Regions from separate parts of the Homo sapiens genome. Here regions 2 and 3 are each linked to region 1. A link is a loop called in an ENCODE intact Hi-C map of the cell type or tissue named here. Cell type or tissue: A673. All regions are shown on one strand.

Region 1 (5,000 bases):
TAATTCAAATGTTTTTAAATATTTCAAACTGAAACTAAATCTTACCAATGGAGATAAGCCACAAGGACTGCTGGAATAAAGAAAAAAAGGAAAGTTATTAATAGCTGCTTTATTATAAAATACCATTAAAACAAGTATTTCAAATGTAGTATTTTACATGTCTAGAAAGATAGCACACAAAGCAAGATGGCCAGCTAATCCTGTCTCTATGAGCATAGGAAAAAATCCAGGACACAAAGCAAATTCTGAACAGAGCTTACCTCTCTGCAGCAGGGCTTGATAAGCAAAGGGAGAAACTTGAGAGGGTTTTTTTACTTCAGGTAATTGGTAAGAGTGATGGAATTATGGAAGATTGCGACCTTTTTTGTTTTTTTTTTTTCAGTATTATTTTCTATTCCTTTATATGAAATTTTTAAAAGAAGTAAGTATATACAGTATGCTTCAGCTAGTTCTAACCAAGAGGAGCCACTCTAGATCAGTTTCTCTAGCATTCATCAGAAGATGATTAAATGCAGGAAATCACTTCCTCAGCAGCACATCTAAAAGCCCCAATGTGCAGCTCAACCCTTGATGAATTGCAAGCTCTTTACAAGAGCCGAGACCTAGAAGCTACTAGATGGCCTAGGAGACTAGTCTGGAGTCACCTGTGCCAACGCCCCATGTATACATAAGACTTCACCTGGGAGCTGGGAGACACTGCTCTGGGTATGGAGCTTTTACAGGAGCTGCAAACGCAGCCTGTGCCCCTGTTTGGTTGGGGAATTGCTTGTTTTCAATTCCCCTGGAGAGAGAAGAGTGGGGAATAGAACAAGTTAAAACACCACAAACTTTGCTATTCTTATAGAGGTTCAGCAGCTTTTCTTGAATTAATGCCCTTTAGATTGTTGTAAACCTTTGGTTAATTTCCAAAGTTTTGAAGAAAATGATTTTGATAATTTTCCAAGTATTTTCATTGTCGTCATGGAGGAGTGCATTTCCTTGGCTATTCCAGAAGTCCTACCTCCCTTCTGAGATTTTATAATGGTATTTCTTATGGTTATCCCAAATATACTTGGCAAGTCATCTTACAAACCACCAATAATAGCCTCTTAAAAATTCAAAAATTACTTCACTTGGCTAACAAAATAAATGCAAATTAATTCAATAATTATTGAAGAAATTAAATTTTTAAAAATTAAAAAATTGCAATGTTGAAATTGTCAACCATGCTTACCCAGATCTTTTCCTATATTACTAACTGTCCTGGGCTTATCTTAAATACTTCTTGGAAGATTTACTTGTTTTATACCAGGATAGGCAAAGTATGGCCCATGGTGTATTTTTGGACTGTCTGCAAGCACGGTTGCTATAATTTTTAAAAGGTTGAAAACTTTAAATGGTTGTAAAGATGCTCATTAACTGTTTATTAGGCTTCATTAATTTTAAAATATACAGAGACTATCCTGTTCAACTATATTTGTATCCTATTTCTAATTCTCCTAACAATTATATACACTGGCAAAAACTCTTCAGATGATATATAAGGAAAAGGTCAAATATACTACCAAATTCATCCAGCTTTCCAAAGATGCTCAAAATCTTTCTGTGTCTCTCACTCCCTCCCTTAACCCACATACCACATCTGAAAAAAATGATATGTTGCAACGATGCCAGTATTCTAAATGCTTGAAGGGCTTATCACATGCCCTTTCCAAGCTGTGACAGAAGCATGTCCCCTGGACCCCGGCATCCTATCAGTCTCACCTCTGAAGGTGACCCAGCCTCATACTTCACTGAAACAAAGACCATTAGACGCCAGCACTCCCAACTTCTTTTATCTCCACTTTAACATTTCTCCATATAGTAATCCTCGCTTTTCTACTCCCTGCCATCTCAGAAAAGGAATTCTCTCTCCTCTTTTCCACAGTTAGCTTCTCAAATTTGTGCCTTTAATTCTACCCCTCCAAATATTCCAAGACTTGCTCCACTAATTATTTCCTCTCTTGGAATCTTAATCTGATCCTCTTCCCTTGATCCTTCCCCTCAGCCTTTAAAACTCCTAGACCTTAAAACACTCTCTGCGATCTGACAGCCCTTCAGACCAATATACTCCCTATCTCTCTCTCTCCCCTGGTTCAATGACAAGATTTTTGGCCAACTTCTTTCTATTCGGACCTTGCTTTTATTTCCTACTAGGCACCCACAAACCCTTGCTTGTTAAACTGATCTCCTTCAAGACTCAAGAAAAGCGCCATGCGGCTACCTCCTGGAGCTCTCCTGCCCTCTCCTTACCGAAGTCCAAAGTGGTTCTGCTGGGGAACCACCACGCCTGCAGTTCGTGCACCTCTTCCCGGAGCTGCGCCAGGGAATTACGGACCAACAGGAAGGGGCCGAGAAGAAGGGTCTTGGCCACCACCTTTAGCTCCAAGCCTTTTCGATTTTCCACATTTCGGATCCTCCGCCGGAAGGACCTCCCGCCGCCTAGGGCCGACTTTTCCACCTCCTCTACCTCCGGCTCCGGGGCGGAGGCGGGGGGGAAGGGGGAGGCCCGCACCGCCGCTTAGACTGGCTGGGGCGGGAAGACTGCAGCGGCTTCGGGCTTACTCCTTGTTTTTTCATAATCCCTGATAGAGCTGGGTCAATTTCAGGCACAGCCCAGCCGAGTCAGGCGAGGTCCAGAAAGGCCTGACTCGCCTGGCAGCCTCAACGGTCTTGTCCCCGCAGCCGTTGCGGACCTACCGGTCGTCATGGCGACTGTGAAATGTCGGGTGGGGCGCATGCGTTCGAAGCCATTCGCGCCGGCAGTCCCTGCGTGTTCCCCCACGTGCTCCCAAGCGCGCAGCACCCCCGCCTCCGCGCTTCCCCGAGCGTGCAGCTTCCGGTGAGAGCAGCCCCACGCACAGCCCCCCCACCCTCCCCAGCGCCTGCAAGCCTTTGGTGCGCGCAGTCCCCAAGCCTAGATGCGCAGTTCTCACCTTGCGCGCAGCCCCACGTACAGCCCCCGACACGCTCCCAGCCCCACTGGCGCAGAACCCATCACCGCTTGCCCTTCACGCGCTTCATTGGGAGTGCAGCCCCCACCCCGAGCGCGCAGCTCCACGCAGCCTCTCCACACTCTCCCCAGCGCCTGCAGCACCCCCAGTGCGCACAGCTCTGCCAGTAGCTTCCCCGCGCGCCGCCTCTGCACGGCTTCGGGCCATAACCTTGCTGACGACTGAGTCTGAAGAACTTACGGTGGTTTCATTCTTTTCTTCAGATTTAGTCTTAGCTCTGACATTTTAACCAAAAGGTTACACGTTAATTAACGAGGTATTAAAGGGGAAGATCTCAGCTGAAAGAAATGACTGTAGGAAGTATGTCAGGGAAGCCAACGGAACCGCCGGCCCGCCGGTGGTGCGCCCGGCATGAGGGACGTCTCTGCTCTCCTACGATCGCTGAGGTATCGGACAGTCAGTGCCCGTTACCAAAGCGGAGGGAACGGGCCGAGACTGCGGGCAACACGTGGCAGAGCCCGCGTGAGTCCGGTGGGTCTGATCCCAGAGCCTCAGGTTGACGCGACTTCCTTGGCACGGGACAGCGTTTACTGAATCTTAGAGCAAAATGCTTTTCCAATAAGGTTCCTCAGAAGTCATCAGCCCTAGGAGCGGTGTGCTCAAGCGCTTTCAGCACCAGCCAAGACCAACTAAGAGGGGAGCGCTTAGCTCCCAGTCACCGCGCAGCCCTACAAGAGGCCAAAGCGGCTGTCACAGATGCACTGGGGCCACTGACATTTTCCATGTCCTCTGTCACGGGCCACATGCTGGAGCCCACACCGCTTTACTTCCCATCTGTTTGATGATGGATCAAATTGAACTCCCATATCCTAACTGACCAGTCTAAAGCATGGCTCATTGTGGCCAGGTTAATTTTTCCTGATGCAACACAGCACAAAAATGTTCGTGGCCCACAAATCAAGTCCTAGGCTTGCTCACCAATGCCTTCAATATTTGCCCAATATACCTTTTCAACTTTAATTTCCCACTTCCTCGGGCACAAAATCTTCCATCTCAGTCATTTCAGGTGAAGTCCACAGCCTGAGACATCATAACCGCTGAATTCCTTTATTCATGTGGAAAAGCCATCCCTTGGCTTTTACATTCTTTTCTCCCTGCCCATCTGAATGCTGTCACCTTCCAAGCCCCAGCCCATTTCTCCAGCCCATATTAATTATGCTTTTTCTGAAGGTCTAAAGCACTTAACTGACAGTACTATTTATCTTGTCACTTAGTTAAATTCAGTAAGTGCTACTACTGCTCATTTTTTGTTTTGGGAGATTTTTTTCAAGGAGCATTTCTACATTCCTGGCATTGTGTTTGGTGCTCAAAATGTTTTCTCACTTAATTCTTGCAATAACTGTATGCAAATTTTAAAATCAAGCATCAGGATGTAGTTATTTGCCCAAGTTTTAACAGCTAATAAATTCTATCTGTCCAATACTGCATTTAAAATACAAAGTATTTACGGTGGTTGATAAGAATATATTCTTGAATGGCTAGGCAAACTCAAAATAAAGCACCTTATTTTAAAATATGACTGTTTTAATGTTTTTTGGAACAATAAGTGAAGTGGAGCGATTGTTTTTCTTTTTGGTCAGTTTGTTTTTTCTGGAGTTTCCAATTGCCTTTTGCATCACTTGGTGTCCTGGTGGGATACAAAATGCTCTTACCATGGTCTAGCCCTTGAAAGTACAAATCTGGTCATTTTTATCATTTAAAAAATTAATCTTTTTATAAGAATGTTCATTGTGCTATTATTTATATCGTTAAAAAATAGAAGTGGCCTCAGTATCAAACACTAAGTTATGAAACATTCATATAGTGAAGCATTACAGCCACTAAAGTCATTTTGCATGGATATTTAATGATATAGGAAAATAGTCATGATATAATGTTAAAGGAAAAAAGAAGCAGGATATATTTTATGATTCATATGTTTAGTAAACACATAAAATTAACTGTGTGCCATGTGCTGCTCTAAATCTT
Region 2 (5,000 bases), 1.9 Mb after region 1:
TTATGTTACTTGAAATAAACCAGACACTGAAAGACAAATGATGTTACTTATAAGTAGAATCTAAAAAGTTCATCTCATAAAAGCAGTGAATAGACCAGTGGTTACCAGCAAGTGGGGAAAGGAGAAAGTGGAGGGGAAATAGGGAGGATCGGTCAATGGGTATAAAGTTACAAATAGATAGGAAGAATGAGTTCTATTGTCTTATTGCACAGTAGAGTGAATATAGTTAACAATAATGTATTGAATATTTCAAAATAGCTAGAAAGAACATTTTGAATGTTCTTACTACAAAAAAATGATAAATGTTTGTGATGATGGATATGCTAATTACCCTGATTTGATAATCACACAATGTATATGTGTATCAAAACATCACATAGTACCAAATATGTACACATATTTATGTACGTATTTGTATCTTATGTACACAAATATGTACAATTATTTTGTGTCAATTGTTTCTTTAAAAAGCACCAAATGTATATTAATTACATTACTAATGATAGGATGTCTTCATGACAGGAATAGAGAAACAAACTACACATGTATGTATAATAGATGGAAATATTTAGAGCTATAAAGGGGCCTAAAGAGTTAAAAGGATACCTAAAAATATATGGAAGAATATACAAAATAAATGAAGGTACACAGTGAACAATAACTTTGTCTTGTCTATCCTATGCCCTCCCTGTACCTCTAAGACTATTCTACACATAGTCCATGCTTGTAAATATTAGTTGAATAAAGAAATAAATGTAGATATATGCATGTGTGTATATATAAGGGTATACACACATACACAGACACACACATAACATAATTCTGAAGTATTTATAGAATTCAGTCATTGATCTGCTTTGAAATACAGGATAAAATAAGTTGTTTCTCTGATTTAGGAGGACAAAGGTAGAAAGGAAATAAAATCTATACTAACAGGTTACCCAAATGTTAGAAATATACAAATGAAATTCTTCATATATGATTTAAAATAATTTTTAATGCTAACTATGTTTATGTAGTTGAATAATTTTTTCCATTAGAAAATAAAAATAAAAACTCATAAATAGCCTGCGGGAGGAAATTGCATATGTGACTAACATAAAAGCATTAGCTTCTGAGAGATAGCTACAGAAAGGCTTTGCTGCTTGCAGGATGTCTAATCAATCAGATATCTCAGGATAGACTTTCCAAGTACCTGCTTGGAAATTTGATTATTTTTTCAGGTCTGTTCCTGTGGTTTTAATTAAGCTAAAGATCATATCAATGTTTATACTTGACATAAATGATTCCATTTCCAACTGCTTTCCAGATTTCTAAATAGCATGTGCATCAAGGATAGAAGACACTAAAGGTTACATATCATTTCACACAGAGACTATCCTTTTCCCATTATACATTCTTGGCATCTTTGTTGAAAATCAACTAACTGTAAATGTGTGGATTTAATTCTAGGCTCTCTATCTTGTTCCATTGGTTCGTATGTCTTTTTATGCCTGTATTATGTTGTTTTGATAAATCAAATCTATTTTAACCGGAAAGTTCAATCCATTTAAATTGATTGTGATTACTAATATATTTGGATTTATTTCACATATCTCATTTTATGTTGCTTTATAATAATAATTTCCCCTTTCTTGCCTTTTCTTGGATTAATGGACTATTTCCCCTCATCCCATTTTTGTTTCCTGTTTCTGCTTTGAAAGTTTATTTTGGTCTTTATAGTAGGTACCCTAGAAATTGTAATATGCATATTTAACTTTTTTGAATTTTAAAGAGAATCAACATTTTTACTCTCCTTCTAAATAATACAAGGATTCCAACCACCATCCCCTTCTACTTACATGGGGTATTGTTGCTTGACATATTTCTGCTGCCTATTTACTTACTATCTCTCAGCTCCAATCCTACTCTGTTCTACTCTGCTCTGTGCTGGGACTCTGCGGAATATCTTTCCCAGACTCCCTTGCCCACTAACTGCCTATTGTGTTTTGTTACTAGGGTTACATAATGGGAGTGAAAGGTGAGAAAAGAGGAAAACAACATTGCTTCCAATTGTTCCAGTTCTGGTCAGTGTTGCCCATCAGTAGCTTCATTGGTCCAGCCTTCAGCTTTTTTCAAAACTCCTCTAGCCTTAGCAATTTCCCTCAGAGCAACTAGCATCCTCCAGTGGCACCCACTGTGAAATGTCCTTGTTGAAGCTTACTGTAAATGCGAAAACAAATGAGTGAAAAATGCAAGAAAGGTTTCAAACCAAATACAATGTTATAATGACACCTTGTGGATATGGGCAGTATACCACTGACCAAGCTTCAGTGAAATGCAACATTAGCTGTAAAATCACCAAACATAAAATACTACACATTTTGAAACTAAAAACTAAAAATAAAAAAAAGCTACTTAATGTAGAAAAAAATGAATAACAAATAAACATAGAGTAATAGAAACTACAAGTTGGTGATCTCTTTTCCATATTCCTGTGAGACACAGCACTAGATCACTCCTTAAAGACTCGTTTTCTTCCATTCAATTTACTGCCATTTTAATTTTCCCGAGTTTAAGGCCTCCTTTTTCTTTTCTTATAAATCAGTGTTTTTCATCCTTTTCTGAGAATTAAATTTTTTAATGTTCATTATATATATTTTTTTCTAGTAGTGTCTTGCAGAAGTCTACATTAAAAATTTCAATTTGTCAAAAAAAAAAAAAAAAAAACCCTGAGGTTTTAGCAACCTATCTTTGTAAATTAACTGTTTTTGTGTGAGGTAATGAAATTAGCCCTGATATAATCACAGTGTATTCATGACTTTTTCTAATTTTTCTAAATTTTGCCTTTTGCTAATAACTTGTTTTTTAATAACAACCTATTACTTTTTATGATGTTTGTGTCAGTTACCACTTAAGCAGAATCTAATCGCTTTCGTATTCTATAATTAAATTAATGTGGACATTTAGTACACTATATAATATTATTAGAAAACAAGAGATTTGGTTTGAGAAGACCTAAATTCAAATCTAACTTGGCTATTTATTAGTGAAACCAGGGGCAAGTTACTTTGACTTAAATTAACCTGATTATAATCATCTGTAAAACAAAGATTATAAACATGAATAACAAATTTTAAAATATCCAGCAGTAAAATGTATATAAAACATTTATATACTGTAAAGCATTACACAGATACAAGTAGTTAAAATAGCATGTATGCATTACATTCAATATTTTATTCATAAGAGTCTACTTTAGAATTTTATGTGAAATTTAAAGTAGCTCATTCCATGCATCTGGCAAACAAAATCATCCCATAATTTCTGAGGATCTGTTTTTTACAAGATACTGTAAGAGACATAGAGGCAAATGTTACCAGTGACTGCCCGAAAGTTTTATAATTTTATTGAGGATTCATGTATACTTGATAAGTTGTTGCAAAAAGAGATTTAATTCATCAAGACGTGATAAGAGCTGTAGTCTTGGGTGACATCACAGAAGAAGTATTCAGCTGGGTATGGAATAGAACACAGATGAGGAAGGACATTTAATGATGAAAATACAGCATGAACAAAGGAATTATTTGGTTTTTCCTTTTCTTAGCACTGTTATAGTATTTCCTGTTAATACAACTCACTTTGTCTCCTAACTATAACTTGTATTGATAGTATTATTATATGTGTATTACATGTGTAGATGTCATGTTTCTCTGTATAAACTATATGTTTACAAAGTATACAGATGTCTAATATAAGTCACTTATTTTACCAGGTGCTGGAGATTTACCATATATGGGTGATTAACCCATTAACAGTGTATGAAAAAGCTGCACCAGAGCATGTACAAAGTACTTCAGGGTCGCAGAGAAGAGGTGATTAATTCTAAGCTTCAGAACAGCGCAAACTAATTTTTGCATTTTGTTCATATCACCCCAGAGCACCAAGCTTTACATTAGCTTTATAATAGGTACTCAAAACGTTAATAAACAGATGAACTAATGAACAAACAAAAAATGCAGACAAGAACAGGCTGACAATCCCATGGGAATTACCCAGACTTGTTGGAAGGAAAAAAGTGGGAAAGTAAATTGGTGCCCAATTTTTGGAGATATGGAATCTTGGATGAAAAAGATTAGACTTGGGCCAGGCACAGTGGCTCATGCCTGTAATCCCAGCATTTGGGAGGGCAGATCACTTGAGGCTAGGAGTTCAAGGCCAGCCTGGACAACATGGCGAAATCCCGTCCCTACTAAAAATACAAAAAAAAAAAAAAAAAAAAATGAGCCAGACATGGTGGCGCGCGCCTGTAATCCCAGCTACCCAGGAAGCTGAAGCATGAGAATTGCTTGAAACCAGGAGGCAGAGGTTGCCGTGAGCCGAGATCACACCGCTGCAATCCAGCCTGGGCGACAGAGCAGAATCCATCTCAAAAAAAAAAAAAAAAAAAAAGGATTAGACTTGAAGTTCTTCAAAGTGTATGGTAAACACAACTCACTTTTATGTACTTCAGGGGAAACAAGAAGTGAAAACTGTACATGATTCCAAAGAACTATCCCTTGTGGGATTTAACTTTTTAACAGCCCAACACTCTGAGCCTGACATGGAAAAGACGGCCAGTGTGTATTTGTTTTAATTAATTAGTGCATGGATGGATAGATGGATGGATGGATGGATGGATGGATGGATGGATGGATGGATGGATGGGAGTAGCTTAGGCAACTAATAATCCCAATTAATAGGTCACTTAACAGAACTTCTGCCTTTGAAAGGAAGACTTCAATTTACCAGGGATGGTGTCACCTGGTTTTTTTTTTTTTTAATTGGTAACAACTGCTTCATTTTGTAAAATATCTAAGTATTTGATTCCATGGAGCAATGTTATTTAAGATTAAATGATTGTACTCTTGAAGAAAGGTAACATTCATATAACCAACACTATGTGCAATTTACATCCTTTTGTTTGTTTGTTTTGTTTTGTTTTGACAGGAAGTTTCGCTCTGTCACCCAGGCTGGAGTGC
Region 3 (5,000 bases), 1.3 Mb after region 1:
TAAGAGAATAATGGATAATAAATGTTTATTGGATCAGATAGAATTCCTTTAGCAGGGTGAATTTTGTTTGGGAATATTATTTTCTAAAGTTATCTAGTGAATAGAAGTTTGAATTTTGGATAAAAATTATATATTTATAAATCAGAAAATATGGCATATTGTATTTTCCAGAAATGGTTACTGCAATATATCCAATCCCACATGCCTTTCTTACAACATGAGCTTGATATTCCTCCCATTGTGTAGTGGCTTCTAACTCTCTCCCCTTGAATGCAGGCAGACCTCTTCTGTGACTGCCTTAACCGATAAAATACAAAAGAAGTTATTCCGTGTGATCTCGAAGGCTAGGTCATAAAAATGTGCACTTTGCCTTGCTCACTTGAATGCTAGCTCCTGGAATTCAAACACTATGCTGTGAGCAATCCAGCAATTTCAGACAACATCCCCAGCTAAGGTCGCAGCCAACAGCCCCTATCATCCACTAGACATGTGAGTGAGTGAGACTTCAGGTGACCCCAGACCCCAGGCTTCCAGTAAACCTGGGAAGCCAGCTCAGTTGACATTGTGTGGAGAAGAAATGAGCTGTTTCCACTGAGTCCTGCCCAAATCAGAGTTCTGTGAACATTAGTGATTATTGTTTATTTAACCACTAAGGTTTGGGTGAATGATTACGCAGCACTGTGGAAAAATAATACATATGTAATGGGAAAAATAATATATACGTGTATAAGCTCTTTGTATCACTTATTATTCATTAATTTATGTACCAAAATTTATTGGATAGCTACTGGTAAAAATGTACTAGTAGGCCAATCACTGTGCTAGTCACTGGGTGTACAAGTAGCAATAGGGGGTATATTCAACACACTGCCTGGCATAGATTTTTTATGGGTCTATAATACTTTTTGGTGTGAGAATACCAATAGAAACCTAATTCACTAAGCCAAAAAGAGAATTATTAACAATCTTAATCATTTTTGGAAGAAGTTATAGAATATCTCTCAACGATAAAATTGCTGATTTACTTAGCATATCGTAATTTTAAAGAATTCATGAAGGCTCACTATGAAAATAACTGGAAAATAAACACAGTGTGACTATAAACAATTTCATTTATATAGTTATTTGTTCATTTTTGTGAACACATCAGAATGAATGTATTCAAATAAATTTACCCCGTATAGGAGTCACTTCAGGAAGATTTATATTTGTCCAGGTAGCAACACCATTGCTGAAAACATTTTGGGACCCTTTGGCAGTTGAATAAAGGAGGTTTATAAATCAAAGGGAGCTTAAATATTTTAATTATATCTAATTTTTGATCTCCAAATTATTGTTATACTCCAACTTAATTAGTAACTTTAAGATTTGATCTCCATTGATAGAATTTTTTTAATTTATACTCACTCTCAAAGACAGATCTGCTGTCACTGAACATATTAAAAAGAGCGTGACAATGCTTCTAAGGGGAAGTACAAATTGTCTTCAGTAACAAATGAGTTATTGAGATACTTATATAGGTCACTGATATAATGTCTTTAAATTGGACTCATTTAGCTGTGTATGTTTGGGTACATTTGATAAAATCCAGAAATCTTACATTTATACCTTACAAATTTAGCTTAATGAAATCCAAAATGTAAACTTTTAAGCCTTAGTATGACTGATAAGGTAATTCTTAACTCAATGAAAGTTATAATAGAATGCAGATACATGCACGCGTATGTTCATTGCAGCCCTATTCACAATAGCAAAGACATGGAATCAACTCAAATGCCCATCAGTGATAGACTGGATAAAGAAAATGTGATATATGTATATGTGATATGTGATATGGAATACTATGAATATATACTATACAGAAAAAGGAACAAGATCATGTCCTTTGCAGGGACATGGATGGAGAAGGGAGGGCATTATCCTTAGCAGACTAATGCAGGAACAGAAAACCAAATACCTCATGTTCTCACTTATAAATGGGAGCTGAACATTGAGAACACATAGACACAAGGAGGGAAACAACACCCACTAGGGCCTGTCAGGGGTGCAAGGGGAGGGAGAGCATCAGGGTAAATAGCTAATGCACGTGGGGCTTGATACCTAAGGGATGGGAAGACAGGTGCAGCAAACCACCATGGCATACATTTACCTACGTAAAAAATCTGCACGTCCTGCACTTGTACCTGGAACTTCAAATAAAATATTTTAAAAATAAAGAAAGCTATAGTTGCCTTAAAATAAAATTTTAAATAAGAGTACATAACTTAACCCACAGAAAAATGAATATTTAACAGTGTGAACATATAATATTTAATATTCATATAACAGCGAACATATATATAAAGCCAATGATCACATAACATTCAAATGATGTGGCCAGCACCATTCTAATTCTTTTCTTTTTATATGAATACTTGAGTACAGACTGCCCCGTTGATAATCCTATGCTTGTTTCAGAGTTGACATTCAAGAAGGTAATAGATTTCTTGCAGAATAACTTAAATAATATTACTTGAAAGGAAAAACTCTTCCAGGGTGAATTCTAACATTCTACTATCATAAATTTAATAAAAAAGGCATCTGGATCCCTTCATGGAGCATTATTGCTTAATACAAATAGAATTTGACATCCAGTGACTGTATCATAACTCTACAAACACAAAACCACATTTCAATTAAGTTAAACCTATCGTTAGCAGTAGAATGCCCCAACTTCCACAAGGAAGTGGAAATGAAGCAGCCTATCACCAACCTCACATAGCCAAGTACTTTCAAATCATTTCATATTGTATTAAATAATTTAATGCAGAATTAAAGTTCTCCCCCTTGTGGTCAGTTACTTAAATTTCCTGATTACCTGTGGACAGGATGTATGTAGTAAAAACAGTGCATAGATTTTAAGAGCATACAGAGAGAACCCAAAAAGTACCTTTCAAATATCTGTTTGACTCCTCTTATTCCACAGATAAAGATTCTGAGACCTAAAGACATTAAGGTGTTTTGCCAATGGTAAAAGGAAATGTAACAGTATACTGGTATAACAGTGTAACAACAGTAACAATAAAAGCAAGATAACAGTATTCTCCCATTTAGGGTCTTGTGATTATTAACTTCACCACATTAATTATGCAGACCTTTATTCCTCTACAAGTAAGTAACTTTAAGCAAATTATGCCTGTCTACTCACTTTTTCTCATTAGTTTAGAACTTTTTATTGGTATGGACAGTTTATAATATCTGAGAAAAATTTTATATTAGCTGGCCTCATGTTGAGTTGCTATACAAAAAAACTAGTTCTTATTACCATTTCTGTGTTTTCTTATATTTTTGAAAGACCAACTTTGATACATTTTATTTTGGTTATTTGTTTAGTTGTTAATTTCTAACAATGGTTGGACTTTGGATTTATTAAAATACTTTTGCTAGTATGTTTCTATATAGGCAGAAATGTAAAAGAGATTTTCCATACAATTTAGACCAAATATATTTTATTTAAGCATAAGTAGATATAAATTTCAAATGAAAAAGAAACCATTTTTAACTGAATGTGAATATTTATAGAATTAGTTCACCTGTAATTTCAGTTGAAAAGATTACCATTTATCCTTAAAGAGGATATGAAGAGAATAATAGTGTTGTCAAGGCATTCTTCTCTTTCCCTGATCACTCTAGTTGCACACTTCTCTAATTCATTCTAATTAATGCCATGACCTCAACTCCCATCTAAGAGATAATGACTTCAAATACATGTTTGTATCTTCATTAATTCATTTAACAAATATGTGTTATACAACTATGTTGTTTGCATTCCTGCCTACACCCTGAAGATACAATGGTAAAAAAGACAAGGCCAGTGTTTCCAGTGAGCATATACTCTGGAAGAGGAAACAAAAAACAAATAAACAAATAGAGAAAATGACTTCAGATGGTTTCATGTGCTATGAAAAAAGTCATAATGTTGACAGTAACTAATGGGTCTGGTTTACATTCGGTGGTCAGTGAAGCCTTCTCAAACTGAGATCTGAATGAAAAGAGGTGGGGTGGTAACGGTCAGAACATTCTATATGACAGAACAACAAGTGTAAAGGCTCTGGGGGAGGAGCAAGCTTGGTGTGTTGAAGGACAGAAGGAATACCAGAGAGACCAGAGTACTGGAAGCAAGAGGGGAGTGAGGTTGGTGACAGTGGCCAGGGTTACACTATGTAGGGCCTTGTTGCCATGATTAGGGGTTCTGGATTTAATTCTACATGTTTTCTTCACTACTACACCAAATTCCACCTGGCCTCCAGTCCTCATGCAGGGCCTTCTCAAGAAGTCCCACTGGAACCCCACAGGCATCTGCACCTCCACATGCACTAGATGAATGCATCATTCCCTGCCGCCACATTCCTTCAACCTACCCCTCCCTATACCCTCTTTGTTGCTATAAAATGAACCACTCTCCAAACGGCTGCTAAGTCAGAAATTCAAAAATTATCCTAGATTCCTTTCTTTCTTTTTATGATTGACAGCCAATCAATCCAATCCTCATCTGTTTTCCACAGTGTTCCCATTGTCTGATCTTGTTTCTGTGCCCTGCTTAGGCATTTTCCTCACTCCAATTTCTTCTTCCTACTCTCTCTTCTCAGTTATGTCATGTTTCTATCAAACATAAAGACAGTATAGCAGAAGGTTTAATCAAGAGAGCCACTCTGGTGTCAAATTGCTGAACTGAAACCGGGTTCTACAACTTTTTAGAAGTGTAATTTGTTTCTTTACCTTTCTGTACCTCAGTTTCCTCATCTGCACAATGAGAGTGATAACAGGATCTGTATTTTACGATTAGTTATTGGTGTTAACCCATAAAACAATGGTGTAAAGTTCCCATCATATGGTGACATCTTTGAAGAACGTTTAAACACTTCATTACAGAATTCACAGTTTGAAACAGTTAAATTCACTGCAACAAAACTGTGCAAACCTCATCTTTTAAGTAATATTCTCAGATTCATCTGTCACAT

What was found. Hi-C counts contacts between places; a loop is a spot of excess contacts. Peaks named below come from ENCODE experiments on the same cell type or tissue, not always from the same donor. Only the 100,000 strongest peaks of a DNase experiment are listed, where the experiment ranks them.
Region 2: it touches region 1 in a loop (6-fold over the local background); 8 of 110 quality-filtered maps call a loop at or near these places.
Region 3: it touches region 1 in a loop (6-fold over the local background); 9 of 110 quality-filtered maps call a loop at or near these places.

The regions. Positions count from the first base shown.
Region 1 is chr7:90,117,137-90,122,136 of GRCh38, reverse strand. All of the region lies in intron 2 of STEAP2-AS1 (STEAP2 antisense RNA 1), which reads left to right. It also overlaps the pseudogene DPY19L2P4. Among named protein-coding and RNA genes, the nearest start is that of STEAP1, 35 kb to the left of the region's middle. In A673, no CTCF peak of the experiment used is centred here; a DNase peak (open chromatin) is centred at 2,776; H3K4me3 peaks cover 1,491 bases; H3K27me3 peaks cover 1,671 bases.
Region 2 is chr7:88,240,719-88,245,718 of GRCh38, reverse strand. No RefSeq gene overlaps it. Among named protein-coding and RNA genes, the nearest start is that of SRI, 23 kb to the right of the region's middle. In A673, a CTCF peak has its summit at 2,284 (motif pointing left); a DNase peak (open chromatin) is centred at 2,228; H3K27me3 peaks cover 373 bases.
Region 3 is chr7:88,787,477-88,792,476 of GRCh38, reverse strand. The region is part of intron 1 of ZNF804B (zinc finger protein 804B); the gene reads right to left. Among named protein-coding and RNA genes, the nearest start is that of TEX47, 5.8 kb to the left of the region's middle. In A673, a CTCF peak has its summit at 2,825 (motif pointing left); no DNase peak of the experiment used is centred here.